2 separate regions of the Mus musculus genome follow, and region 1 is linked to region 2. A link is a loop called in an ENCODE intact Hi-C map of the cell type or tissue named here. Cell type or tissue: gastrocnemius. All regions are shown on one strand. Links, peaks and the distances in the headings refer to the core of each region. The heading gives the core; the rest is flanking DNA. Region 1 has its middle 6.3 kb from the start of Ubr5. Region 2 has its middle 20 kb from the start of Gm35081.

What was found. Hi-C counts contacts between places; a loop is a spot of excess contacts. Peaks named below come from ENCODE experiments on the same cell type or tissue, not always from the same donor. Only the 100,000 strongest peaks of a DNase experiment are listed, where the experiment ranks them.
Region 1: it touches region 2 in a loop (1.8-fold over the local background); 2 of 42 quality-filtered maps call a loop at or near these places.

Annotation. Positions count from the first base shown.
Region 1 is chr15:38,082,483-38,087,866 of GRCm38, forward strand. No RefSeq gene overlaps it. Among named protein-coding and RNA genes, the nearest start is that of Ubr5, 6.3 kb to the left of the region's middle. In gastrocnemius, for the core only: no CTCF peak of the experiment used is centred there; no DNase peak of the experiment used is centred there.
Region 2 is chr15:38,160,890-38,166,273 of GRCm38, forward strand. No RefSeq gene overlaps it. Among named protein-coding and RNA genes, the nearest start is that of Gm35081, 20 kb to the left of the region's middle. In gastrocnemius, for the core only: no CTCF peak of the experiment used is centred there; a DNase peak (open chromatin) is centred at 3,186.

The sequences.
Region 1 (5,384 bases), core at 172-5,171, 78 kb before region 2:
AGAGGCCTACAGAGCACTTTTGACATAAGACATGGAGATGGAGAATCTGGAGTTTGCCCAGCTGATTTTCAGGTTTACTCTGGTCCAGTATTTCCTCACCATGCTTTTTGAATAGTACTATGTATTCTGTGACATTGTATGTTGGAAGTAGGTGATCTGCTTTTAGATTAGATCTTACAGGGGATTACAGTTAAGAGTTTGCCATGAGTATTAAAAGAGACTTCGAGCTTTTAAACAGTGTTAAAACTATGATGACCTATGGGGACTTATGAAGTTGGACTGAATGCATATTTGCCTTATGAGATGGCTACAAGTCTGTGAGGGCCAGACAGTGGAACATGGTGGCTTGAATGAGAAGATTCCCCCACAAGCTCATATAGTTGAATGCTTAGTCACAGAAATAGAACAGTGACCAAGACAGGCAGTAAGCAGTGGTCCAATAAAGCCCTTTGAAAAGGATAGTGTACTACCATACCAGCCTGGATAGGAAGCTGAGGCCGTGCACCTGTAATTCCAGCTACTCGGGGAGGCGAGGCAGACACTCTTAAACTCAGCAGTCCAGGGCCAACTGCTCTCACATCCTGAGACTGCACACACGTGCATATACACTTCTAGTTAAAGGAAGCTGGATGTGCAGCTCAGCAGCAGAGCACTAGCCTGTGACTCACATATGGAAGAGAAGGCGCTGGAAGTTTCTGGCTAATAATCGGAACTAATTCTTTCTCTGGGGTGAAATCTCTCAATTTAGAAAGGGTTAACCAGCCAGGCAGTGGTGGCACACGCCTTTCATTCCAGAACTTGGAAGGCAGAGACAGGTGGATTTCTGAGTTCGATGCCAGCCTGGTCTACAGAGGGAGTTCCAGAACAATCAGGGCTATACAGAGAAACCCTGTCTCAAAAAAAAAAAAAAGAAAGGAAGGAAGGAAGGAGAAAGAAAGAAAGAAAGAGAGAGAGAGAGAGAGAAAGACGGGGCCTAGCAAACACAGAAGTGGATGCTCACAGTCAACTATTGGATGGATCACAGGGCCCCCAATGGAGGAGCTAGAGAAAGTATCCAAGGAGCTAAAGAGATCTGCAACCCTATCGGTGGAACAACATTATGAACTAACCAGTACCCCAGAGCTCTTGACTCTAGCTGCATCAAAAGATGACCTAGTCGGCCATCACTGGAAAGAGGCCCATTGGTCGGGCAAACTTTATATGCCCCAGTACAGGGGATCGCCAGAGCCAAAAAATGGGAATGGGTGGGTAGGGGAGTGGGGGGGGGGGGACTTTTGGGATAGCATTGGAAATGTAATTGAAGAAAATACGTAATAATAAAAAGAAAGAAAGAAAGAAAGAAAGAAAGAAAGAAAGAAAGAAAGAAAGAAAGAAAGAAAGAAAGGGTTAAGCAAAATACTACTCTAAGTATAGCTAAAAGCACATAAGTTGTAAGAAAGTGTGTAGAGCTATTAACCCAGATCCAGGTAAGGCCCAGGGAATTGAGTCCTGTTTCTGCCCTTCCCACTGAGACAAGTGCAGAAGCCAGATCCTGAAAGTCCTTCTGATGGGCACGCACTCAGGTAAGAGCCCAGGACTCTCCCATGCCATGGCACGTGCTAACGTATCCCTCATACTTTTTACTGTGTCCCAAAGGACTGGGCAATACAGTTTGACTTCCCTGAAAGCAGACACTGAGCAAAGGATTTGGGTATAAATAGTTCATTTAGAAAGTGGTTGCCGCCGGACTTGGTGGCTCATGCCTTTAATCCCAGCACTTGGGAGGCAGAGGCAAGCGGATTTCTGAGTTCAAGGCCAGCCTGGTCTACAAAGTGAGTTCCAGGACAGCCAGGGCTACACAGAGAAACCCTGTCTCAAAACAAAACAAAACAAAACAAACAAACAAAAAAAAGTGGTTGCACTTTTTTTTTTCTGGTACAGCACCAATAAGAGCCCTTGAAGGGAAAACTTGTCAATAAACTAGAACTCCTGGGGGCTGAAGAGATGTCTCCAAAGTTAAGAGCACTGTCTGTTCTTCCAGAGGTCCTGAGTTTTGGTCCCAGCACCTACATGGTGGCCAACAGCTGACTAAAATATCTGATGCCCTCTTCCAGTGTGCCTATGTACTTGCAGATAAAATAAATAAATTAAAAAAAAAAAAAAAAAAGAACCTCTGTCCTGGGTAGAGACCTAACATCCTAGTTGGGGGGGTCAATCACCTAGCCAAAAGACATAGGTAGAATAATTATTCCTTTTAAATGAGATGTGTACTTCTCTTTCCCAGAATTCCTGTCCCACTTGCAGTCCTACAAGCTGTCATGGGCTTACCATGAGGTTTGTTGAGTCCTAACTCAGAAAGGCACAGTCCTGCCTGATGCTTTGGGCTTCCTTACTCTTTCTTTAAACTCCCCTCCCTGTCATGTGGCTGATGGTCTACTCTGTGTCAGGTATACATGGTAGTAACTCAAATAGCATGGTTCATTTTATTCTTCCTCATTCTCCTCCAGGTAGCTGCCAAGACTGACACCTTGCCTGCCTGTGAGTTTATTTTATTTTATTATTTCTAAAATAGGGTTTCTTCTGTATGTTGTCCTGGACTCACTTTGTAGACAAGGCTGTACTCAAACTCACAAGAGACCCACCTGCCTCTGCTTCCTGAGTGCTTGAAGTCTTGGACCAAGAATGAGACCAAGAATCCCAGGAGATGACCCTGGCTTCCCTGGTATCAGTACCAGTTGGAATACAGAAATAAGATCAAAAAGGGAGAACACTCAGGAGGTAGGTGGCCACCTATTTTAGCTTCTTGGAGCACTGAAATGTAGTCCTACTTGGAACTCTCTAGGAAACTGTGGGCCAGAGCCCACAGTTAACCTGAGGAGGGATGGAGATGGAACACTTAGCCATCCACTCTAAGTCTGAGTGCTAAGCTCTTCTCCAAGACTGTTAGTCTGCCAGCATACAGTGCCTTTTATAACTGTAGGCAAATCTCACTTCTACAGCCAAAGAATAGCCTCAAGAACTTCAAGAATATATACATAATTTGGCAATTTACAATGAAAAATAAGAAAAATAGTAAAGAATAATAAAGGCATTTTTGAATGGAGCAGGGAATGATACAAACCTATAATCCTAGCACTGGGGAAAATGAGACACAGTAGGGTTTTCAGGCTGGCTTGACCACATAGCAAGCCCTAGACCAGTGTAGACTATACAGAGATACCCTGTCCCCACATTAATAAAAGTAGTAATAAAGGACTGCAGGGATTGATCTGCAGTTGAGAGCACATGAGAGAACATACTGTTCTTCCAGAGGATGTGTGTTTGGTTCCCAGCATGCATGTCGGCAGCTTCACAACGTCCTATAGCTCTTCCAGGAAACTCCAAAATTCTCCTCTGGTCCCAGAGGGTTCCTGCATATGTGCCATAGACACACACACAGAGATAAAAATAAAATAATTTTTTAAAAAGTGTTCATTCTTCAGGTAAAAGGAAAATGCTTCCCAGTGTAAGCTCAGAGACACCAAGAAATCAAGAATGACTGGGTGTGGTTACACATGCCTTCAGTTCAAGTCCATCCTGGTCTACATAGCAAGTTCCAGACCAGCCATAGTAACAATGAAACCTTGTGTAAATAAAAGCAAGGAGCCTGGCAGAGTGGTATATACCCCTTGTCTCAGCCCCTACAGATGCTAAGATCCCTCAAGCTCAGGAAGTTCAGAGACAGCCGTAGAAACCCCACCTCTACAATAAAAAAGAGAAGACAGCAGTGAGAAAAAATGTAGGTCTATGAATGTAGACTGAAAAAGTAATGGGGCTCAGGCTTCACAGTAGCCCAGGCATAGAGCAGTCTGCCCGTTATGTGGGAGACCTTAGAGTAGATCGCCAACATTTACAGGGACGGTCAAGGCTGTAATCACAAATACTGATGAAGCCAAGCAGGAAGATAGCAAGTTCAAGGCTTGTCTGGGCTGTGGAATAAATTCAAAGCCATGATTGGCACCTTAGTGAGGCTCTTTCTCAAGATAAAAGATAAAAAGACTTAGAGTCAATCCCCAGGAAGTGGGAAAGGACACTAGTCAACATGACGAAATGACGTGAAAGGTAGGTCTTAAAGTGATGTGTGTGTTTTAAGACAGGGTCTCAGACAGGTGGTAGTGAGTGGCTCACACCCAGGACTTGGAAGGTAAAAGCTGGAGAGTCTTTTGAGTTTGAGGCCAGCCTAGACTACAAAAAGAAGGAAGGAAGGCAGATGGTCTCATGTAGCCCTGACTAGCCTCAAACTTGCTATGTAGTAGAGAATGATTGAACCCCTGATCCTCCCTCCTGTCTCTGCCTCCTTCCCTGGGATTATAGGTATTCAATGCCAGCAAAGGGGTTTTTTGCTTTCCTTTTTTTGTTTGTTTGAGACAAGGTTTCTCTGTATAGCCCTGGCTGTGCTGAAACTCGATCTATAGACCAGGCTGGCCTCAAACTCAGAGATCCGCCTGCCTCTGGCTCCTGAATGCTGGGACTAAAGGCTTGAACCACCAGCCCAGGTTTATATGAATCTAGGACATGAACCTCAGGCTCCATGTTAAGCAAGCCATTCCATCCCTAGCCCCGAGTCCTATGATCATTAATGGAAACTTTCTACAAAAAAAGTTTCATGAAGACAAAATTGCACTGTCAAATATTAACCAACAGGAAAGATATTATATGTCAATCTTGCATAAATTCTTTAGGTAAATGGGGAGGGAAAAATTAAACACCTTCACTTCATGAGACTAGCAATGTGCCCGTGTTCTAAAAATCTGGCAGTGTCATTAGAAGAAAAAAATTGCATTAACGTGAGTGTAAAACTCATCAGCAAATATGAGCAAAACTAATACACCAGTAAATGTTGATGATCTTAGTCCATAAATACAGGATAGATGATTTGAACTCTGAAAATTTAACCAATGTAAATTACCACATTCACACAGTAAAGGAGAATAACCATTCAACATAGGAAACAAAAGCCAGCTGCACGATTGTAACAACATTCATGAGAAAGACTCTTAGAACAATGAATGAAAGGGAGCCTCCTTAATTGCTCAAGGGTATTTATGAAAACCTTTTAAGAGACAGGGGTGGTGCCACTCATTGGCACTAGAGCTAACACAGGAGTGTCTCTTGAGAGCAGCTTGAGCAAGGGGGGGGGGGGGTGTAATATGTATATGTATGCTATATGTATGCATATGCCTGCATTGTTGCACCTGTGTCCGAGCATGGAGGTCAGCTTTATGTGTCATTCCTCTGGTAGTATGGGCTTTTTTTTTTTTTAAGATTTATTTATTTATTTATTTATTTATTTATAATATGTAAGTACACTGAAGCTGTCTTCAGACACCCCAGAAGAAGGAATCAGATCTCGTTACTGATGGTTG
Region 2 (5,384 bases), core at 223-5,222:
GACTTCTCATCTCCTAGCAGCCATTAACCGTGCATTGCTCCTTGGAAGGGGCGGGCCCTTATGAGCCCTTTCCCCAGCCATGATAAGTTATTGACTGTGCAGTCTTGTCTCAGTAGGTGGCCACTGCTGCTGTGGGTTCATGTGTGTAGCAAGACATACCCAGAAGGCAGTGTCACATGGCATACCTTCCTTCCTCTCCTCTGGCTCTTACGTTCTTCTTGCCCCTTCTTACTAGATTTCCTTGAGCCTTGGATGAGGTAAATATATGGGGGGGGGGCAGTAAAGAAACTGTCATCATGCCTGCTCTATGACAATGTGACAGGGAAAGACAGTTTCCTCCATTTTGTTTCTTGCTGAGGCCATTTCAGGTTTAACTAGAATTTAATCTCTGTAATGAATAATTTAGTGGAAAATTACCGAACTCTATTCTAGGGCCTGAAGCCAAGATGCCCTAATTTACCCTAGCTTCTGTTAAAGCTGCCTGTTTGTTCAGATCTACTTCCAGCTAACTGCTTATCTTAGCTTCTGTTCAGCAACTTGCTTTTGCAAAGCACCCCCTGTAGCTGCCAAGTGAGATGCCAAGAAATGCTCCGAATACATGGGGCTACACTAGAGCAGGATACCTGAGTATAGTCTCTGCTGGAATAAAGACTTTCAATTGGCTACAAACTGTCACTGAGTGGTCATTCCTAGTGGGACCCCATAACAATATGGTTATGATTTTTATTGTAGGAGAGAGAGAGAGAGAGAGAGAGAGAGAGAGAGAGAGAGAGAGAACAGCCAGAAGAGTCCAGAGCAGAGAGAGGAAGAAGCAGACTGCACATGCCCAGAGCTATCTGTGACAGGAGGAAGACTAACTAGAGATAGGGAATAGCGTATAGCAAGAGAACTTATGATATAGAAAAATAGGTAGATAGATGATAGATAGATAGATAGATAGATAGATAGATAGATAGATAGATAGATAGATATAGGTGATAGATTAGATAGGTGATAGATAGATAGATAGATAGATAGATAGATAGATAGATAGAGGTGATATATTAGGTGATAGAGATAGATAGATAGATAGATAGATAGATAGATGGATGGATGGATGGATGGATAGATAGATAGATAGATAGATAGATAGATAGATAGATAGATAGATAGATGATAGAATAGCAAGAGCAGAGAATAGTGAGACTAGGGTGTTATAGGAATGATAAGTAGTGGGTAGATGAGATGGGGGGGGGGCTGTGAGCTTCAGGGAGTTTAGGGGAGGGAGGAGACCAGAAAGGCTAGGATGCTGGTGTGGACTTGGAAATGTATCACAGGCACTGGTGATGCTGAGGGAGCCTGGAGGTCAGCATGGACTATGATAGGCACCACGGTCACCATGTGTCCCTTCTGCCAGAGGAAAGGGAGATCACGATTTCTGGCACATGGGAGCCAGTTTCACAGGTTCTCGAGGAATGCTAGCTTTTATCTAACTGCCAGAAATCCTCCCATAGTCCAGGCTGAGTCCATTTCTGGATACATTAAGGACTGCCTTTTGGAGTTCGGGGAACTGGAGTTTCCTTTGTCCTGTACAGGACCAAGCATGTCCCAGCCACTTATTCTCAGCACTTTGACTAGTGTGCATCTCTGTACTGACCTTGTCCACAGCAAACAGAAGACTCCCTGCAGCACTGAGAGCAGCAACCACAGGAGAAGCCAGTTTGGGGTTGTGACATGGCTTAGTGGATAAAGACAAACTTGATGGCCTGAATTCATGTTAAAAAAAAAATTAACATAGGGCTGGCGTTATAGCGAGGGTAGAGAACTTGCCTTCCGCATGTAAGGCTGTGTATTCCACCCTCAGCACTGAGACAACAACAGTGAAAATGTAGTTGTGTGTGGTGTCACACACCTTTAACCCTAGCACTCTGTGGGCAGAGGCCAGCCTGGGCTACATTAGGGAGTTTTGGGCTATCCAAGGCTACACAGTGAGACTGTCTCAACAACAACAAAGATGCGTAAGAAGCCTGTCTGGCTACACCTTTCTGAGATTGGTTGGGAAGCTTCTCACCAGGTTCAACCCTTTAAGCCAAACGCTCCCAAGTCAGTAGCCGCTGTAAGCATGGCTTCAGAGCTCCCATGTTCACTCCTTCGTTAAAAATTTCCTAGGGAAGTTGTGTGCAACCCATGCCTCCCAGCTCTTTCCTCCTTTATACAAGCTCGTTTGTCCTTGAGACAGTTGCAGGGCATTTCAAGGCATTTGCCCACACAAGGAAACAGCTGTTGTGATCACTGTGCAGAGCCTAGGGGGCATTCCTCCTAAGAGGCCATTACTGTATAGTCATTGTCAAGTTGGAACTCGGGGTGGCAACGATTAAATTTTTAACTTCGTGATCTGAGGATCCTGATTTGATAACAGGCTGCACAGTACGTATGCTTACTCTCTCCTCTCTGGCGGCTGAGGTTTGGTCTCTGAGGTATGAGGGCACTGTCACTACTGAGACTACTGTCCCTGCATAGAAGACTTGTAAATGGTGACAAACCACTCAACTCATTTTACATATAATTCCTTTCAAAGAATTCCTTTGTTCTTGTTGGAAATTAAACACTTCCCAAAACAAGTACATTAAAATGCGAATCTGGAGACGCTTTTAGAGAAGAAGAGACTGAAAAACGTCATGTCCGATTAGCTGCCAGTGGAGCCCCCGTTGGTCAATAATTCCTCAGAAGAGCCCAGTATGTTCTCCTCTTCTTATTCTTATTTATAAATTCAATTTAGGACTATGAGGAGACAGACTGCATCTCCTGTTTCACTGTCTAATTTACTTACTTCTCTAGGATAAATGACATGTCGGAAGGGCTGCTGTTCAGAATCCCAGGGCCCTAGAATTAAAAAAAAAAAAAGCCTTTGAATGTCTCACAAATGCCAGATCTGGTTAGCTTCTGCAATGTCATCCACGGCATTTGAAATATCCTGTGCTCTTGTTCCTGCTCAATGGGAAGACAGCTCTATCTTAAATCTGACGACTGTTTCCTGGCCTTACTCTTCTGCAGCGTGCAAGTTCATCTGTGTGCTTCCATGCTTCAGTAACAGGATGATGTTCAGATAAAAATCTGGTCCATGTACAAATCAATCAAAGATCTGTAATGCAAGCTTTTCAAAGCATTGTAGGAAAGAATAGAAATGTCTGCCAAGGGACAGTCACAGTGCTGGCACCGTTGTTGGGTATTAGGGAACCGTTCTGTTGAGATTCCAGACAGTTTCCTTCAGGCAAAGGAGGAATTTGAAAGCTAGAAAATCAGAGTCACTTGCTAAGGCCTCTAGCCGGTAAATGTCAGTTCCCCATGGCCCCTTGCCTCACACACAGCCTCAGCTGAACTCCAATGCAGCCATTTGAGAGCAGCTTGATATTATAAAGTATGGCCAGCAGATCGCATCTTATGGATTCAATATACCTCTGATAAATTTTCTATTAAAAAAAAAAAATCAATGGTTGCACCAAGACAGTAGGATTTCCATGACTATGAGAAGAACCTGGGCAACCTAGTAAGACCTTGTGTCATGAAAGCAAACAAACAGATAGACCCCCCCCCCAAAAAAAGCAAAATCCAGGATGGGGAATTCACAGGAAGAGTGAATACCTAATATGTTTGTTATAAAAAGAAACCCCAGGCAGTCATGATGCTGTGTAATCCTCTACTTTATCAGTATGTGCCCGATGCAGAAATACAGGAGTTAACAAACAGATGTGGCTGGGGAGATGGCTTGGTAGTTAAGAGCACTGACTGCTCTCCCAGAAGTGCTGAGTTCAATTCTCAGCAACCACATGGTGGTTCACATCCACCTGTAATGGGATCTGATGCCCTCTTCTGGTGTCTGAAGACAGCAACAATATACTCACATACATAAAACAAATCTTTAAAAAACAACAAAAACCAAACAGATGTGCTCTCCCCACACTCTTAGAAGCGGGTTCCAAACCAAGCCCTGTAGGCACTGTAATTTCCCAAATATGCACAGCTATAATAGTAACAGCAAATAAACACAAAAAGGAGAAAAACAATCTCTTTCTTTCTTTCTTTCTTTTAACTCATGACTGGAATGATTATATAATAATGTTCAGACTATTTCCTTTAGTTTTATGGTCTTTCACCTACTTATCAAACAACCTTTGAAACCCAATAGAAATGACACATTCTATGGAGCCTTCACGTCCTCCTACAACTAAGACAAAAGTACTCATAGCTCTTACCTTTCTCTTCTCATGTTTTGTAATATCTATCTATCTATCTATCTATCTATCTATCTATCTATCTATCTATCTATTTTCATCATCATTTACCATCTAACTCTATTATATGTCTATGTCTATCATCCATCCGTCTGTCTTTCTACCCATGTATCTGTCCATCTGTCTGTTTACCCATCTATCTATCTATCTATCTATCTATCTATCTATCTATCTATCTATCTATCTATCTATCTATCTATCATCTATCTATCTATCATCTATCTATCTATCTACCTATCTATCTCTAATCTATCTACAATATACCTATCATCTATCTATCTAACGTTCCTGACCTTGAGTTTACAGTAGGAAAACACCTCTATATATCTGTACTGCTGAGTCAGTATCTCATTCCACTGCATCATCCAAGTTGGTCTGGAACTCTTGATCCATTTGGCCCAGCCTCTTGAGTGTACTGATTTCAGGCATACGTGATAACACACCAGGATATAATCTTTGAACTAAGGCCAGGGAATTAGCCAGGAATGCATGCTTCGAGGAGACGGGAGAAGAGATGGCAGCAAGCTGCAGCTTGGTTTTTAGAGAGACGCTAGGGAAAGGAACTGTGAACAGGGAGAATTAGGAGCCCAGGATGCCTCTCTGTGAACTATACCACACCTCAAAATGGTTCTCACTCTACAAAAACAAAACCAAAAAAACACAAGTGCCATTCATTATACCTGCATTGCAAAAATTTCACATGACCTGAATATTAATTAAACACCAGAGGGAACAAACTCTCCTGTTCCCCTAGGTGGGGACAATCAGAACAGTGTGTCAGCTGCTTCCCGTTAATTCTGTATTTTCTGTATTTGTTCACTTCGTACTCATCACACGTCAAGTGGTGGTAAAAATTCTATTAGGAAACTCTCCAGTGCCCCAGATAGACTGTGGATGTTACATAATGAATGGAAGTTCACGCTCTTTCTATCTTGAGAGGCTTTTTGTTTCAGCAGAGCTCACGTCTTACTGATGACAGAGTAATTATGAGTAGAATCTCTGTGGCAGGTTTCTAGAACAGTGCGTCCAGAGGGGGATGTTTTGAAACTTCTGGTAGAACTTGCTAACAATGTATCACCTTGCTGCTGCTGCTGCTGCCCAGTCCCTGGGGAG